Linked DNA regions of Homo sapiens: regions 1, 2, 3 and 4 are each linked to region 5. A link is a contact called in ENCODE Hi-C or POLR2A ChIA-PET data. All regions are on one chromosome and are shown on one strand. Each heading gives the region's core, a stretch centred on a gene start or an enhancer-like site at or near the end of the contact. The rest is flanking DNA. Distances are from core to core; before and after follow the strand shown. Region 1 holds the start of KCNQ4 (potassium voltage-gated channel subfamily Q member 4). Region 2 overlaps CTPS1 (CTP synthase 1). Region 3 overlaps RLF (RLF zinc finger). Region 4 overlaps KCNQ4 (potassium voltage-gated channel subfamily Q member 4). Region 5 holds the start of EXO5-DT (EXO5 divergent transcript).

Region 1 (2,700 bases), core at 199-2,698, 280 kb after region 5:
GCACCCGGCTCTGGCCCTGGGCACACCTGGACCAGGAGCAGCAGAAGAGATTCAGGTCAGACCCCAGAGGGCACCCCCAGCTAGGCAGAGGGGAAAGGATCACTATGGGGTAGGGGTGTGGGCCGGTTGCCAAGCCCAGTTTAGGGACCCCACAGATCCCTGCAGCCCACGGCCCTGCCTCCCTCCCTCCCTCACTGGCGCTCAGCAGATCAATGCTGCCTTTGCTGACAGCTGAGAATCGAGCTCGCCTTCCCGCCCCTTCCCCCGCCCCTCCCGCTCGGCTTCGTCCCTCGAGATCCTCCCGGAGGAACCGGGAAGAGTTTGCTGCGGAAGGCTCACCCTGGGGCAGGGCCTGCGGAGGGAGCGGCTGGTGTGGCCGCAGCTTTCCGTGGAGGAAGAGGGAAAGAGGATCGGGAAACCCAAGTTACCAACCCTGTGCAGGGCCCAGGAGGGCTAAAGGAGAGGGACTGCCCCCTACAGCCAGAGAGATGGAGGTCGGGGACTAAGAAAAACTTTCCAGCTGGAGAGGGAATGCCCTGGGACAAAGTATCCCCTTTTCTGGCTGGGATTCTGTGGGCCTTGGGTAGGGGGTGTGTGTCCCCTCTAAGGCTGGCTTAGAGCTCATCTCCCAACACTCCATCTGCCCAAACCCAGTTCCCTGACCTGGGAGTGGGGCAGGGGAGCAGGCCCCTCCATCGGGGAGGATCCTCTTCTGGGCAGGGTGGCTCTTCCCCCATCACGATGAAGGGAAGCTCAGAGGTGGCAGTTGGTGGGAGAAAGACACACCCAGGCCCACTGTGTTCCACACACCCTGATGCTGCCTAGCAGCCCGTGGGCTCCAGGCCTTTCAGGTAAGAGCAGGACAACCGCCGCTGCCCACCCAGCCACACACAGCACTGGGCACACTTTAAGCACCCGCACCAGGCACACAGTGCTCGACCCCAACGGACACACCTCATCCCCTTCGGACTCCACCTCCACTTTCGCAGCCACCCACACCCGACCCATAACTCACACCTCACTGACTCCATCCCCGCACCTGGTAGACCCACAGCCACCCACCCTGCACACACAAGTAGACGCCGTTCCACCGGTCTACACCTAAACTCCACGGGACACTGCGTCCCTTCCCCTGCCGCCCGCGGCCACAACTCCACATTCCACTTTCCACAAGCACACACGAGGCGTCCCACCCCGGGCTGGCCTTCGGGGCCACACTGCCCCACGCAGCGGTGGACACCACTTGCACGCGTCCGGCTTCCCGGCCCCGCGCGCTGCCCCCGCCACGCGGTTCGGCCCAGGCACCAACTCGGCCGCCCGTGCGCCCTGCCCCGCCGCCTGCTCCGCGCGTTCCCTCCCTCCGCCTCGCCTCGCTTGCTCGCTCGCTCCCTCCCGATTTGGGAAGGCGGCCGCGGGGCGGGCGGGGGAGGGGCGGGGCGGGGGAGGGTGACATGTGAGCGGCGCGCGCCGGTGGCAGGTGGAAAGGCGAGCGGCATGGAGCGCGTAATAAGAGAGTTGGAGTCGGAAAGAGCAGCCCCAGTCGCCGGGGAAGCGGGAGGTCAGTGCGGGCTCCGGCGGCCCCCAGGCTCCGAGCGCCCGCCCGCGGCCCCGGCCCGGCCCCTAGCCCCCGCCGCCCGCGCCCGCCCCGGGTCGCCCCTCTGGCCCCGGGTCCGAGCCATGCGTCTCTGAGCGCCCCGAGCGCGCCCCCGCCCCGGACCGTGCCCGGGCCCCGGCGCCCCCAGCCCGGCGCCGCCCATGGCCGAGGCCCCCCCGCGCCGCCTCGGCCTGGGTCCCCCGCCCGGGGACGCCCCCCGCGCGGAGCTAGTGGCGCTCACGGCCGTGCAGAGCGAACAGGGCGAGGCGGGCGGGGGCGGCTCCCCGCGCCGCCTCGGCCTCCTGGGCAGCCCCCTGCCGCCGGGCGCGCCCCTCCCTGGGCCGGGCTCCGGCTCGGGCTCCGCCTGCGGCCAGCGCTCCTCGGCCGCGCACAAGCGCTACCGCCGCCTGCAGAACTGGGTCTACAACGTGCTGGAGCGGCCCCGCGGCTGGGCCTTCGTCTACCACGTCTTCATGTGAGTTTGCGACCCCGCGCCCTTCCGCGTTTCCCCGCGCAAGCCTGGCCTCCCGGGGCACGGCCGCCCCGCCCTGGCTCCGCCTTCTACCCCCCTGCCTCAGGGCCGACCCTCATCTCTCTCCCCCCAGGCCTAAGCCCGGTTTCTGATCCCCTCGCTGAGCCCGACCCTAAGCCCTGATCTCCCAGGCCTGACCCCTGCTTGACCTCGCTTCTGACCTCCCCGCACCGCAACTGCTTATTTCCATCCTGACCGCCAATCTCTGCTCCTCTGTCCCAGGTACTCCCGACCGCCAGCTGCCTCCCCCAAGTCCGCTTGGCGAAGTCTGGGGCCCCTGGAGTGGGCGCCCTTTTCCTCTTCCCCACCCCTGCCTCCCTGTGTCCCAGACACAAAGAGGAACCCTTGGCTCCCACACGCTTCTGTCACCTGCTCCCCAGCTCTGAGCTATGAAGGGCTCCCCTCAGGGGTGCTCCTCTCCAGGGCGGCCCTCATTCCTACCCCTGCCCAGCTGACTGTGGGTGTGTGGGGGTCCCTGTGGGCCCCCTGGGCCCTGACACTCGCATATGCTGTGTCCGACTTGATCTGTGTCTTCGCTCAGTCTTCCCCTCCACCCTCAACTTCCCAGTGGCAA
Region 2 (2,700 bases), core at 28-2,527, 500 kb after region 5:
TTGGACAAAATGATTTTGCATGCCTCCTGGTGCTGTACATTTTAGTAATTTTCAACTTGAACAATTATAAATAAAAACTTAATGAGAGAGGGTAAGAAAACTTGAATTTTAAAGTACTGAGGCTAGGCACGGTGGTTCACACCTGTAAACCCAACACTTGTGGAGGCTGAGGCAGGAGGGTTGCTGGATCCCAGAAATTTGAGGCTGTAGTGAGCCAAGATCTCTCCACTGCACTCCAGAGTGGGCAACAGCAAGACCCTGTCTGGGGGGAAAAAAGTACTGAATAGAATATCACTTACTTCTAAAATCGGATAACTTTGCAAATCTAGAATTTTCATCTACTTTACATGCAGTTTTTGAAATCTAATACAAGTAAAGTGTAACAGCAGAGAGTACTTGTTCATAGCAGGAAGTTATGAGTTTGCAATTATAATTCTCCAAATAAAGGACACAAAGGCCATTGCAGAGGCTGCTGGGAAAAGTAGGAGCTGCCTTTTCAATGGAGTTTTGTTTGTTTTTTCCCCCCGACTGGAAGGCGTGTGCTTAGGGATGCAGTTGGCAGTGGTTGAATTCTCAAGAAACGTGCTGGGATGGCAAGGTAAGCGTGCATTAAGACACTCATTCAATTCCCGCTTGTGTATTTCTGGAGGATATGAGGCCTGTTGCCGCCTGGGTGATCAGGAGCTTTGGAGAAGGGCAGGCCTGGGTTCCTAGCACCTCATGGTGTGCCGTAAGGGAGCTGCCTTGCCTCTTGAGGAACAGCACGGCTCCTCCATGCAGGAAGGAGGGAGCACAGCCAGACTCCCTCCTTTGCCTTCTGCCTCTGTGTTCCTGTTCTTGAGATTCTGTCACTTTGATCACCGTGGCCACCATCCTGAAGCTGGTGCCTGGTGTGAAGTCCTTGTCCTAAGTGAGGCTTGGGCAGTTATTATGAGAACCTGGGCTCTGGAGCTATTGAAACTGGGCTCAGATTCCAACCTTACCGCTTATGGGTGATTTTAAGCAATTTACTTAGCCTTTATGGGCCTCCGTTTTTTCTGTAAAATGGGAGTAATAAAGGTACGTACTTCACATGATTAAGGGAGATAATGTATGTAAATAGTCTCTAGTAGTGCCTGGAAAATAGGGAAATGCTCAGATAATATCAGCTCTTCGCCTAGCTGTGTATTACTATGTGACAGACCTCCCTAAAGCTCAGTGGCTCCCAACAGCAGTGACTTCTCATCTCAGTATTCTGTGGTTTGGCTCAGTGCCTGGGTTTCAGCTGCACGTGGTGTACTATCTGAGATGGCACACTCCTGCCTTGTGTTCAGCTGTGAGCTCGGCCCAGCCGGGACGTCAAGATGCTGTCTCCACCTAGTGGCTCATCATTCATTAATCCAGCCCAAGCTTCCTCACACAGGGTGGGCAGCTGGACTCCAAAATGACAGGCCTGTTATGCAGGCACTTATCAGGCCTGCTGATGTCCCGTTGGCCAAAACAAGTCACGTGGCCAAGCCCCGAGCCGGCAGGGGAGGAGAACACACATGGGTGTGAAGACTGAGCATGCTGCACTGGGGCCACCCTGGAATGGTCCACCACAGCCCATTTATTCTCTGTAGCCCACCCGACAAATACTAGATTTTCAGAAAGACCTTGTAAATTCTGTGGAAAATAAAGTAACCTGAAGGAATGTAAAAGCAGTTTGACTTTATAAAGAACAAGTGACTCTGGTGGCCAGCATATGGTTTAGGGCTGGGTTTCATTCACCCTTTCCCTGAGAGGCTGCTTCACAGTGACCTGGCGGTGTGGCTTAGTTTGGTAGACAGCATGCCCTTGAGTGCTGGCTTCTGAGTCCTGAGAGGCACTGTCTTATCACCCGCCACCCCAGAGCTGGCTTTCTGGTCTCCCTGGATCCTTCACAGCCCCAGACCTCTGCCTCTCACTTAGGTTCCCAAATGGGTAGGTGCTTTGGTGATGAGCTTACACTTCAGTTGAGACTGGACCCTGGTTCAGGCCAGGAGGAGAACAGTGCCCAGCGTTCACATAGTACCAGGAACTTGGTCCTTTGCCTTTTGGTCTTTAGTGGTTTTGCTTTGGTTAGACGGTAAGTTCAATGAAGGTTAGAAAGGTTGAGTTGAAATCAGTTCATTTCTGACTGAGCTATTGAGTGAAACAGTTGAGTAGGGCTTTGTATTAGCTGCTGAAGATGAAAGAAGTATAGAAGAAATAGTACTTGTTTATCTCAGAGAGACAAGAGTCTGAAACATTAAGACAATATAAAAACTTGGCTGGGCATGGTGGTTCAGGCCTGTAATCCCAGCACTTTGGGAGGCTGAGTTGGGTTAATCACTTGAGGCCAGGAGGTCGAGACCAGCCTGGCCAACATGGAAAAACCCCATCTCTACTAAAAATACAAAAAATAACCAGGTGTGGTGGTGTGCGCCTGTAATCCCAGCTACTTGGGAGGCCAAGACATGAGAATCACTTGAATTCTGGAGGTGTAGGTTGCAGTGAGCCAAGATTGTGCCACTGCACTCCATTCTGGGTGACATAGTGAGACTCTTGTCTTAAAACACAAACAAACAATATAAGAACTGTCACAGGCGGGGCGCAGTGGCTCACGCCTGTAATCCCAGCACTTTGGGAGGCCGAGGCAGGCAGATCACCTGAGGTCAGGAGTTCGAGACCAGCCTGACCAACATGGAGAAACCCCGTCTC
Region 3 (2,755 bases), core at 31-2,530, 280 kb before region 5:
TTTCCCCCTAAACACAAGAGAGAAGTCAGGGAATTGTTACGGAGGATTCTTAACAATTTTATCAGTTTGGGAGAAAGCAGTGGTGAATATAGACAGCTTTTAATCTAGTTTTTGTTTTCTCTACTGTCAGCTTTCTACAGATCAAAAAATTGGGTTGCCGGGGGCAGGGCAGCAAATACCAGTTACTTTAAATGTTTTACCATGATCTTCTTTTTTTATAGGGAACTGACTCTTTTTTGGAGTAAACTGCAAAGAAGAATTGACCCTTCTTTAGATACTTTTTTGGAGCGCTGTCGTCAGTTTGGTGTCATAGCTAAAACGCAGCAGCATTTATTTTGCCTCATTAGAGTTATACAAACTGAAGTGAGTACTTTATGCCTTCTCTGCTAACTGTAGCTGGAGGAAAGAAATGAGTGGGAAGATAACTTCTCAGGAAATTCCCTTTAAAGGAAGATAAGAAATAATGAGTTTTAATAAGATTAATGGAATTGACCACATCTGACTGTTTCTCCAGATTGACTTCCTATAATTAATCAGAAACAAATTGATGGTCAAACAAGTTAGGTGATATTTATTTCTAATTACTGTGAATGAAGTTGTGTCTCCTGTCACGTTAAGAACATTTTAAGAGGCCAGGCACGGTGGCTCAAGCCTGTAATCCCAGCACTTTGGGAGGCCAAGGCGGGTGGATTACTTGAGCTCAGGAGTTCGAGACCAGCCTGGCCAACCTGGTGAAACCCCGTCTCTACTAAAAATACAAAAATTAGCCGGGCATGGTGGCGGGCGCCTGTAATCCCAGCTACTTTGGAGGCTGAGGCAGGAGAATCGCTTGAACAGGGAAGGCGGAGGTTGTGGTGAGCCAAGATTGCACTGCTGCACTCCAGCCTAGGTGACAGAGTGAGACTTGGTCTTTTTTTTTTTAAAAAAAAAAAAAAGAACATTTCAAGGTAACTATAGAACTTGCCTGTTTAAACAATTACTTTATAATTGGCCATTAGAACATTTTGTTTTGTTTAAATCTTTAATAAAGGTACTAATTTTCTATTGTTGAATAACATCACAAAAATTAATACTTAAAACAATGTCCGTTTTTATCAGTTCAGTTTTGTAAATCAGAAATCCAGCACAATGTGGCAGGATTCTCTTCTAAGATTATCATATTGGCTAAAATGTAGTTTGCCAGGCTAAGTTCTATCAGAGGCTCTGTGGAAAATCCACTTCAAAGCTTATTCTTATCGACAGGTTTCAGTTCCTGTGGTTGTAGGACTAAGGTTTCTGTTTTCTGGCTGGCTGCCAATCAGGGTCTGTTCTCAGGTGCTAGAAGCTACACTCAGTCTTTACCTCTGTTTTCAAGCAGCAAGGGTGCAACAAGTTGGTGCTTGAAACCTGACATCCTCCATCTCTGACTTTAGTTTTCAGTTTTTGGTTGAGACAGGTCTCGCTCTGTCACCCAGGCTGTAGTGCAGTGGTGCGATCATAGCTCATTACAGCTTCAAACTCCTTGGCTCAAGCAATCCTCCCGTCTCAGCCTCCAGAGTAGCTGAGATTGCAGGCGTGTGCCACTATACCTGGCTTTTTCTTTTTTGGCGGGGAGCAGTGGTAGATACAGGGTCTTGCTTTGTTGCCCAGACTGGTTCTGAACTCCTGGCCTCAAGCAATTCTCCCACCTCAGCCTTCCAAAGTGCTGGGATTATAGGTGTAAGCTGCCCCACCTGCTTGAACTTGGGAGGCAGAGGTGGCAGTGAGCCGAGATCACACCATTGCACTCCAGCCTGGGCGACAGAGTGAGACTCTGTCTCAAAAAAAAAAAAAAAAGCAAAGATTGAATGACTTGGCTATATCCTATGTGCGCTTGCAACAGTATGCCAAGTCACTCTTGATCCCTCACCTTCCTAGTTTAAGACCCACCAATTTCTTCAAAATTCAGCTCCACATTGCATATCCTGATTCACATTTATTCACTACTCCTTTCAGTAACTTTTTGGCATATCTGTTCAGAATATATAATAGTATTTCTGGTTACTTTTCTTTGAAAAATGTTGTTAGTGATTTTTCAAATGTTACCATCCCAGCCAGATTAGGCTGTTTAAGAAAGAATGGCCATTCTTTGCTGTCCACCTCACAGTCTTCCAAAAGGAGTTAGTAACTTGTTGAGAAACTGAATTATTTTAAAATTTAGCTGACTTTCCCCAAGTCCTCTCTGCTCTTACTTACAAATGATAAACTTCTATCACATCATCCTAATAAGTCAAGAGACCCATGGTCTAGTCCTGTGGAGCCACTAAAGCAACATGGCCTGTTTTACTTGGACTACATTCCAAATGAGAGGGAGAAACTTCTATATTCTTTAGGCCACTACTGTTGTGGGAAGTCTGCCACTCACAACAGAACCAGATCCTAGCTGATACAGGCTAGGTAATGCCTCTCTTTCAAAAAAGCTAGAGTCTCAGCTCGTCTGAAAGGTAGGGAGTTATCTCAATTGATTGTTCACAGTCAGTTACAGACTGAACTCTGTTCTACTCTTTCCCCCTTCTCACTATTACACTTGACTAGTTTTAAAGAAAAAAAAGTTGGAGTCTCAGTTTGCAAGGGATTCTACACTCACTCACTCCCTTTTCACCTACCAGTCCACATCTCTTCTACTCTTCAGGCCAAATATCTTCTTTTTTTTGAGACGGAGTCTCACTCTGTTGCCCAGGCTGGCATGCAGTGGCGTGATCTCAGCTCACTGCAACCTCCGCTTCCCAGGTTCAAG
Region 4 (2,700 bases), core at 123-2,622, 290 kb after region 5:
TAACAGTAAGAAGCTGTTGTAGGATTGTAAATGGGGTAGGGGCTGAGGAAGAGGCATTCAGACTGCAAGGTAAGTGGACTGGAGGTGGGGATAGGGGGCTGGAATTGTGGTGGTCAGTGAGAGGCTGGCTGGGGGGAAGGGGAATGGGGGTGAGTCCTGGGCTGACCAGGAATGGGACTTGAGGGGCTAGGAAGAAAGAGGGGATCTTAACTCTGCTTTCTGGGACCACATCTCCTATCTCCTCCTCCTTTGTTCTGTCTCAGTTTTTGTCTTCTTCTCCTGCTATTCCACTGCCCTAGGTCTCCAGGCTGGGGAGAGGGGCACTCACCCTAAACCCCCTCTCCAAAGCAGGCCACTTCACACAAGTGGCCAGGCAAGAGGCCGCAGTTGTATAAGAGGCTTTTCTCAGCTGGCTGGACTACTCATTCGTTCATTTATTCATTCATTCACTCAACATTTATTGAGAACCTACAATGCACCAGGCCCTGCACTAGGTTTTGGAGAGAAAGTAGGAACAAGATCAAGTACCTGCATTCATGGAGCTTACATTGAGGGGGGCGGGAGAACCAGGAACTGTATCTATCCCCGGTGTCTACCATCTGGCACCTGTGCCTGGGCTGGATGCCTGGGAACAGGGACTCTTCCCATTACCTACTCATTTGTTCCAGCTGCCCTGTGTCAGCACTCACCTCTCTGGACAATGACAGAGGAGAAGGGGTCCCATGCCCAGGATGCCAGCCCCAGGGAGCACCTGTCTCTGTAAGAACAGCCTGGCCCTCGGGGCCAGGACCTGGGCTCAGGCCTAGTTCTTCCTACTCACTCCTGACTTTGAGCCCTTTGCAAGGACCCGACTTTGATTTCTTTATCTGTCAGGTGGGATTTGGGGAGGTCCTGAGGAGGCGAGGGGACCAGAATACTGGACCTCAGCTCCAGTATTCTCCCTTGGTGGGCAACTCCTTTGGCTATGATGGGAGGGGGAAGGGGGCTTGGGACTCAATATTATCATCATTACCCATACAAGATAGTAATAGTTGCTACCTATTGTGTAATTTATTCCGCACTATCTGTATGGTCGGTGTGTCTTCTCTCCCCATTTTCCGGATGAGGAAACTGAGTCTCCGTAAGGTGAAATGACTTACTTGAGGTCACACGTGAAACTACCTACTCCAAGAGCCCTTTAGGATGGTGCTGTGAGGTGGAAGGGCGAGGCCGAGGCGGCGGTGGCGTCGCGTCCCCCCTCTCCGCCCCTGGCCTCGGGGACGCGGCGGCACCTTCACACTTTCCGCTTGGCCCGCTGCTCGCCTTTCAGGCCGCCGCGTTTTCAATTGTTAATTTGGAAACGGAAAAAGTAGCCGGCCGGGCGGGGGAGGCCGCGGGGAGGTAATCGGAGCCGCAGCACCGCCCCGGCCCCTCCCGCTCTCGGGGCCTGGCATTGGCAAAGCCCCGCCCCTCCCAGGGACGCAAGAGCCCCGCCCACCATTCCCCGCCCCCGGCATGCCCCGCCCATTTCCGTAAGCCCCGCCCTCGCCGAGGCGGGCTGGGGGCACCTGGGAGTGCCGAGCAGTGGCGCCCCTGCTGAGGAGAAGGAGCCCGGGCGGGGGAAGGGGGCCGAGGGCTGTGCTGGGGGAGGAGTCCCCCAGGAGCCCTCCCCGCAGGAACCCGTACCTCTCCCGAGAAGTCGCGCAGGGTGTCTGCTTCCCTTGTCCCTACGTGAACCCAAGCCTTTCTGCAACCCCTCTGTAGGTTCACCCAGGGGAGACCCCTGCCTCCAGACTGCCGGACCAGGGATCATTGGTCCCATTAGAAAGACGAAGAAACTGAGTCCTGAGAGGGACAGTTAACTTGCTAAAAGTCACACAGCCAAGGCAGAGCAGAGCTGAATTCAAGCCCATTCTTTTGACTGAGATACATTTAGGGACTGTCTGCCTCATTTAGAAGAGGAGGGGGCATCAGGACCAGAGATACAATTTGTCCCCTTCCCCCTATCTCCAGCACGGTTTCTGTGGTTAGTAAGTTACTGGAAGTTCTGCTTATCATTATTCAATTATGGGAGGGTTTTGGAGGTAGAAGGAGGTCCCTCTAAACTTTCCATGTAAATGAAATGTAAAAGACCCTCTTCTGGGGACTCCCAGAACACAGAAGTCCCTGAGGACTGGCAGCTTCAGGAGCCGTCCACGGCCTTGCTTCCCATTAGGGAAGCTGGAATTGCCAGTCCCAGATGGATCAGCAAAAAATAGGGCCCTCAGAGACTCCCACCCAATCCCTTCCTCCCACTGAGGAATAAGCTGAGACTCAGACACAGTTTCCCAAGTCTTCAGCTGACTGGTGGCGGAGTCAGGAGACAGAACCCACCGACCCAGCTTTCTAGCTGTGTCCACGCCCTTCTGCTTCTCCCTCTGCTGCCCCCCAATCCTGACACCTCTCTCACAGCCACCACTCAGGATCCTGCCTCCATCAGCTGGGCCTGCAGGCTGGGCAGCCTTTCTCTTTACAGGCGGAGGAAACTAAGAAGAGTATCTGCAGATGTCCTCCCAGCTTCCAGTTAAAGACCCTCCCAACCACCCTTCCACCTTAGCTGTGGGTCAGGCCCAGAGAAGCTGCGCTCCTGGCCTCGAGTCACACAGCAAGCCTTTTCCAGCTTGCAAAGCCCACTGGATTCAGTCTGGCTGGTCCTGGATTTGGGGTTCCCACTGGGAGCAT
Region 5 (2,888 bases), core at 103-2,602:
TAATTTTTTGTATTTTTACTAGAAACGGGGTTTCACTATGTTGGCCAGGCTGGTCTCAACTCCTGACCTCAAGTGATCCGCCTACCTGGGCCTCCCAAAGTGTTGGTATTACAGGCATGAGCCACCATGCCTGGCCAATTTAATGTTTTTCTATTTTTGTTTTAAAATATTTACCTATTCTGAAGTCCAAAGATATTTTCCTATATTATATTCTGAAGACTTTATAGTTTAGGATTTCACATTTAGGTCTTAATCCAGCTACAATTGATTTTTGTGATGAAATGAGAGATAGAGGTCCTGTTTTCTGTTTTGTTTTTTTTTTTGAGACGGAGTCTCCCTCTGTTGCCCAGGCTGAAGTGCAGTGGTGTGATCTCCGCTCACTGCAACCTCCGCCTCCCGGTTCAAGCGATTCTCCTGCTTCAGCCTCCTGAATAGCTGGGACTACAGGTGTGTGCCACCACACCCAGCTAATTTTTGTACTTTTTAGTAGAGACAGGGTTTCACCATGTTGGCCAGGATGGTCTCGATCTCTTAACCTCGTGATCCGCCCACCTCAGCCTCCCAAAGTGCTGGGATTACAGGCGTGAGCCACCGTGCCCGGCCTTCATATTGTCATAGAACCTTCACTGAATAGACCATCTTTTCTCCATGGCTGTATGATGCCACCTTTGTCATAAATCCAGTTTTCAAGTATGCGTGATAAACCGTAAAGAAAAGCAAAGAGTCAAGTATCTGCTTTTGGTAAAATAAATAAATAAATAAATATAAATAAGAAAAGCAAAGTGTTATAAAAGTCGGGCTAGTGGTTTTCTCAGGAAGTGTATCTGTGAAGAACCTGACACTATTCTTTTTTCGCTCTAATGACTTGGCTGTTCATAATTATACTTATCTTTGGTTTATATTTCAGAATAAAATTGTGTTATATTTATCAATAAAAGGTTAGTTAAAAGTAAGCAAACAGAAAAAAAAAAAGAAATATTGATGAGGGGAGCGCCAGCATCTCTCAAAAGTGAGTTCGTGGTTTTGCTCTCAATGGAAAAGCCGGCGGGAGGTGCTAAGGTGGGGATGCTGAATCCACGGATGGCCAAGCGGAGACGCGGCACTTCACCGGGGGCAGCGAGGGGCCCAGACCTTGCTCGGATTGTCCCGGTGGTAACTGGGAGACCTCGCCAGTGAGGGAAGTTACAGATCAGCTGCGCCCGGAATTAAACGACCCACAGACAACGGCGCAAACAGAGGGACTGACCTGCTTTAGTGAGCTCCCAAAACCTGCTCTCGCATAAGCACACCCTCCTCCGCTCACAGAGACGGATTTCTGCCCCAGCCGCAGCCTCGCGAGGTAGGCGGCGCCGCGAGGGCCTCTGGGAAGGCGGTCCGTGGGCAGCCGCGGGGCACTCTGGGACTGGGCTCTGGGCGGCTTTTTTGCGAGTGGCGGGCCGACTGTGTAGTCCGCTCCGGCAGCGCGCTCTGCCCGGCTTCCTCAGTCTCCTCGCCGGGAGCGTCCGGGAGCAGCTCCGAGGCCGCGGCGAAACCAGGTGGAGTCCGAGGTTCGGAGGAGTATCAGAGGTTAGGGGAAGGCCGGAGAATGGGCTGGGAGGCTGCGTTTCGGAGCTTAGGGTTCTGTCCCTGCGATCGCCGCGTCTCCCTCCCTTGGTGGGCGCGGCTCCCGGGAAGCGGCTCGTCTCGTCTCCCCTCACAGGCCGGGTTCCCGTTCTGGACCTTCGCCCTCGGAACACAGTGCTGTTGGCCGGGACTCCTTCCCGAGGTGGACGGCTCCCTGTTCTTATTCCTGGCTCTGCCAGAACTGTAGGAAGTGCTCAGTACACTTTAGGGCATGCATGGCACTCCCTGGGAGACAGTGCTTTAGGGCCAGAGGAAAGATCTTCCCTGAAGGCAAACGCCCGCGGAGCCCACAAGTCCGGGCCGCACTGAACAAGTCAGGATGTTGCCATCGGCAATTCTGCAGAAGGCAGTAACCCATCTGAGAGAAAGAGCCGCTGTCATAAGGTCTCTTGCTTGAGCTGCTGGGTTGAGAATGGAGCTGGAAGAGGGAACTGATCTCGGAGCTCCTTGGGGATCTTGGTTATGTCTGACCCTTTTACTTTCAGGGAGCAGGGATTGGATCAAGTCATTGCATCTAGAGTACGGGGGAACGAAGAAATCATGGAGAGAGTTTGCCCCAGGAGAGAGGCGAGCGTTATGTAACCTAGGATCTGGGGTGGGTAACAGTCTGTGCAGTGTCAATGTGAGAGGAGAAAACACCCAACGTGAGGGAATGGTCAGGTAAGAAAGGACCAGAAGTTCCGGTTCTACCATAGCAAGGACCTAAGTTGCTAATTTAGGTTCTTTAATGCAGACCTGGTCTTTCAGAACTTCTTTCTCTTCCCTAGCCTTGTCATTTCAGCATTCTGGCCTTCCCTATGAGGAGGAAGATCAACGAAGTCACAGGTGAATAGGAGTTTCTCTTCTAAAGTTTCATCTCCTTTGTCAGGGGGAATCGATACACTCTCTCATCTCTTCCTTGGGGAAAAAGAAGGAGATCTATCTTCATCGAGTGCTAATATGCGTACTATATGTTATCACTCAATGGTCGGATATCTCAGTAGGGTTAGTAGGTATTTTAAAAATGTGTCAGTAACTTCAGGAAAACTAGAACCTTGTCCAAGCTTACTCAAAAGGCAAGTAGCATACTACTAAATGCTACCGAACTACTCAGGATTAGGTTTAGAATCCATATCTGTAGGACTCCCAGACTCTTGGCATTATGCTGTTTCCCAGCATCCCATTCACTTACTACCTAACAATTTTGCCATACCTGTGTACTACCTGTATTATTCTATGTTTTTACTTACTTTTTTTTTTTATAAAAATCAAACTTGTCCTAAGAA

What was found. Hi-C counts contacts between places; a loop is a spot of excess contacts on that map. ChIA-PET counts read pairs that join two places held with the same protein, here RNA polymerase II (POLR2A). Pooled maps may share reads with other maps.
Region 1: a map of chondrocyte shows a loop between it and region 5 (17-fold over the local background). The contact joins the promoter of KCNQ4 here to the promoter of EXO5-DT in region 5. A Hi-C loop is called at or near these places in 1 of 168 maps with a recorded cell type or tissue (chondrocyte). POLR2A ChIA-PET finds 5 or more read pairs at or near these places in 4 of 52 experiments (GM12878, PC-9, activated CD4-positive, alpha-beta T cell and 1 more).
Region 2: a pooled map shows a loop between it and region 5 (4-fold over the local background). The contact joins the enhancer-like site here to the promoter of EXO5-DT in region 5. A Hi-C loop is called at or near these places in 2 of 50 pooled maps. POLR2A ChIA-PET finds 5 or more read pairs at or near these places in 2 of 52 experiments (RWPE1 and activated CD8-positive, alpha-beta memory T cell).
Region 3: a pooled map shows a loop between it and region 5 (3-fold over the local background). The contact joins the enhancer-like site here to the promoter of EXO5-DT in region 5. A Hi-C loop is called at or near these places in 2 of 50 pooled maps. POLR2A ChIA-PET finds 5 or more read pairs at or near these places in 6 of 52 experiments (HEK293T, HepG2, OCI-LY7 and 3 more).
Region 4: a loop to region 5 is called in a pooled map, with 27 times the contacts of the local background. The contact joins the enhancer-like site here to the promoter of EXO5-DT in region 5. A Hi-C loop is called at or near these places in 4 of 50 pooled maps. POLR2A ChIA-PET finds 5 or more read pairs at or near these places in 3 of 52 experiments (GM12878, activated B cell and activated T-cell).

Annotation. Positions count from the first base shown.
Region 1 is chr1:40,782,339-40,785,038 of GRCh38, forward strand. KCNQ4 (potassium voltage-gated channel subfamily Q member 4) reads left to right here and starts at 1,449. Exons shown (of 14, transcript NM_004700.4): 1 at 1,449-2,069. The coding sequence starts at 1,756.
Region 2 is chr1:41,002,579-41,005,278 of GRCh38, forward strand. CTPS1 (CTP synthase 1) reads left to right here. Exons shown (of 19, transcript NM_001905.4): 12 at 536-598. Among named protein-coding and RNA genes, the nearest start is that of SLFNL1-AS1, 11 kb to the right of the region's middle. RefSeq lists an enhancer at 1,413-1,562. Within about 2 kb of position 1,278, at least 12 of the 41 ENCODE cell types and tissues checked have a DNase peak (open chromatin) inside an H3K27ac peak, as active enhancers do.
Region 3 is chr1:40,231,296-40,234,050 of GRCh38, forward strand. RLF (RLF zinc finger) reads left to right here. Exons shown (of 8, transcript NM_012421.4): 7 at 222-363. Among named protein-coding and RNA genes, the nearest start is that of TMCO2, 15 kb to the right of the region's middle. Within about 2 kb of position 1,281, at least 2 of the 41 ENCODE cell types and tissues checked have a DNase peak (open chromatin) inside an H3K27ac peak, as active enhancers do; they include OCI-LY7, where a contact is called at or near this core.
Region 4 is chr1:40,801,044-40,803,743 of GRCh38, forward strand. The region is part of intron 1 of KCNQ4 (potassium voltage-gated channel subfamily Q member 4); the gene reads left to right. Among named protein-coding and RNA genes, the nearest start is that of KCNQ4, 19 kb to the left of the region's middle. RefSeq lists silencers at 1,139-1,738, 1,248-1,432. Within about 2 kb of position 1,373, at least 24 of the 41 ENCODE cell types and tissues checked have a DNase peak (open chromatin) inside an H3K27ac peak, as active enhancers do.
Region 5 is chr1:40,507,343-40,510,230 of GRCh38, forward strand. It overlaps EXO5-DT (EXO5 divergent transcript), which reads right to left and starts at 1,353. Exons shown (of 2, transcript NR_187365.1): 1 at 1,247-1,353. EXO5 (exonuclease 5) reads left to right here and starts at 1,425. Exons shown (of 4, transcript NM_001346953.2): 1 at 1,425-1,566; 2 at 2,109-2,283; 3 at 2,391-2,448. RefSeq lists enhancers at 1,462-1,711, 1,742-1,831.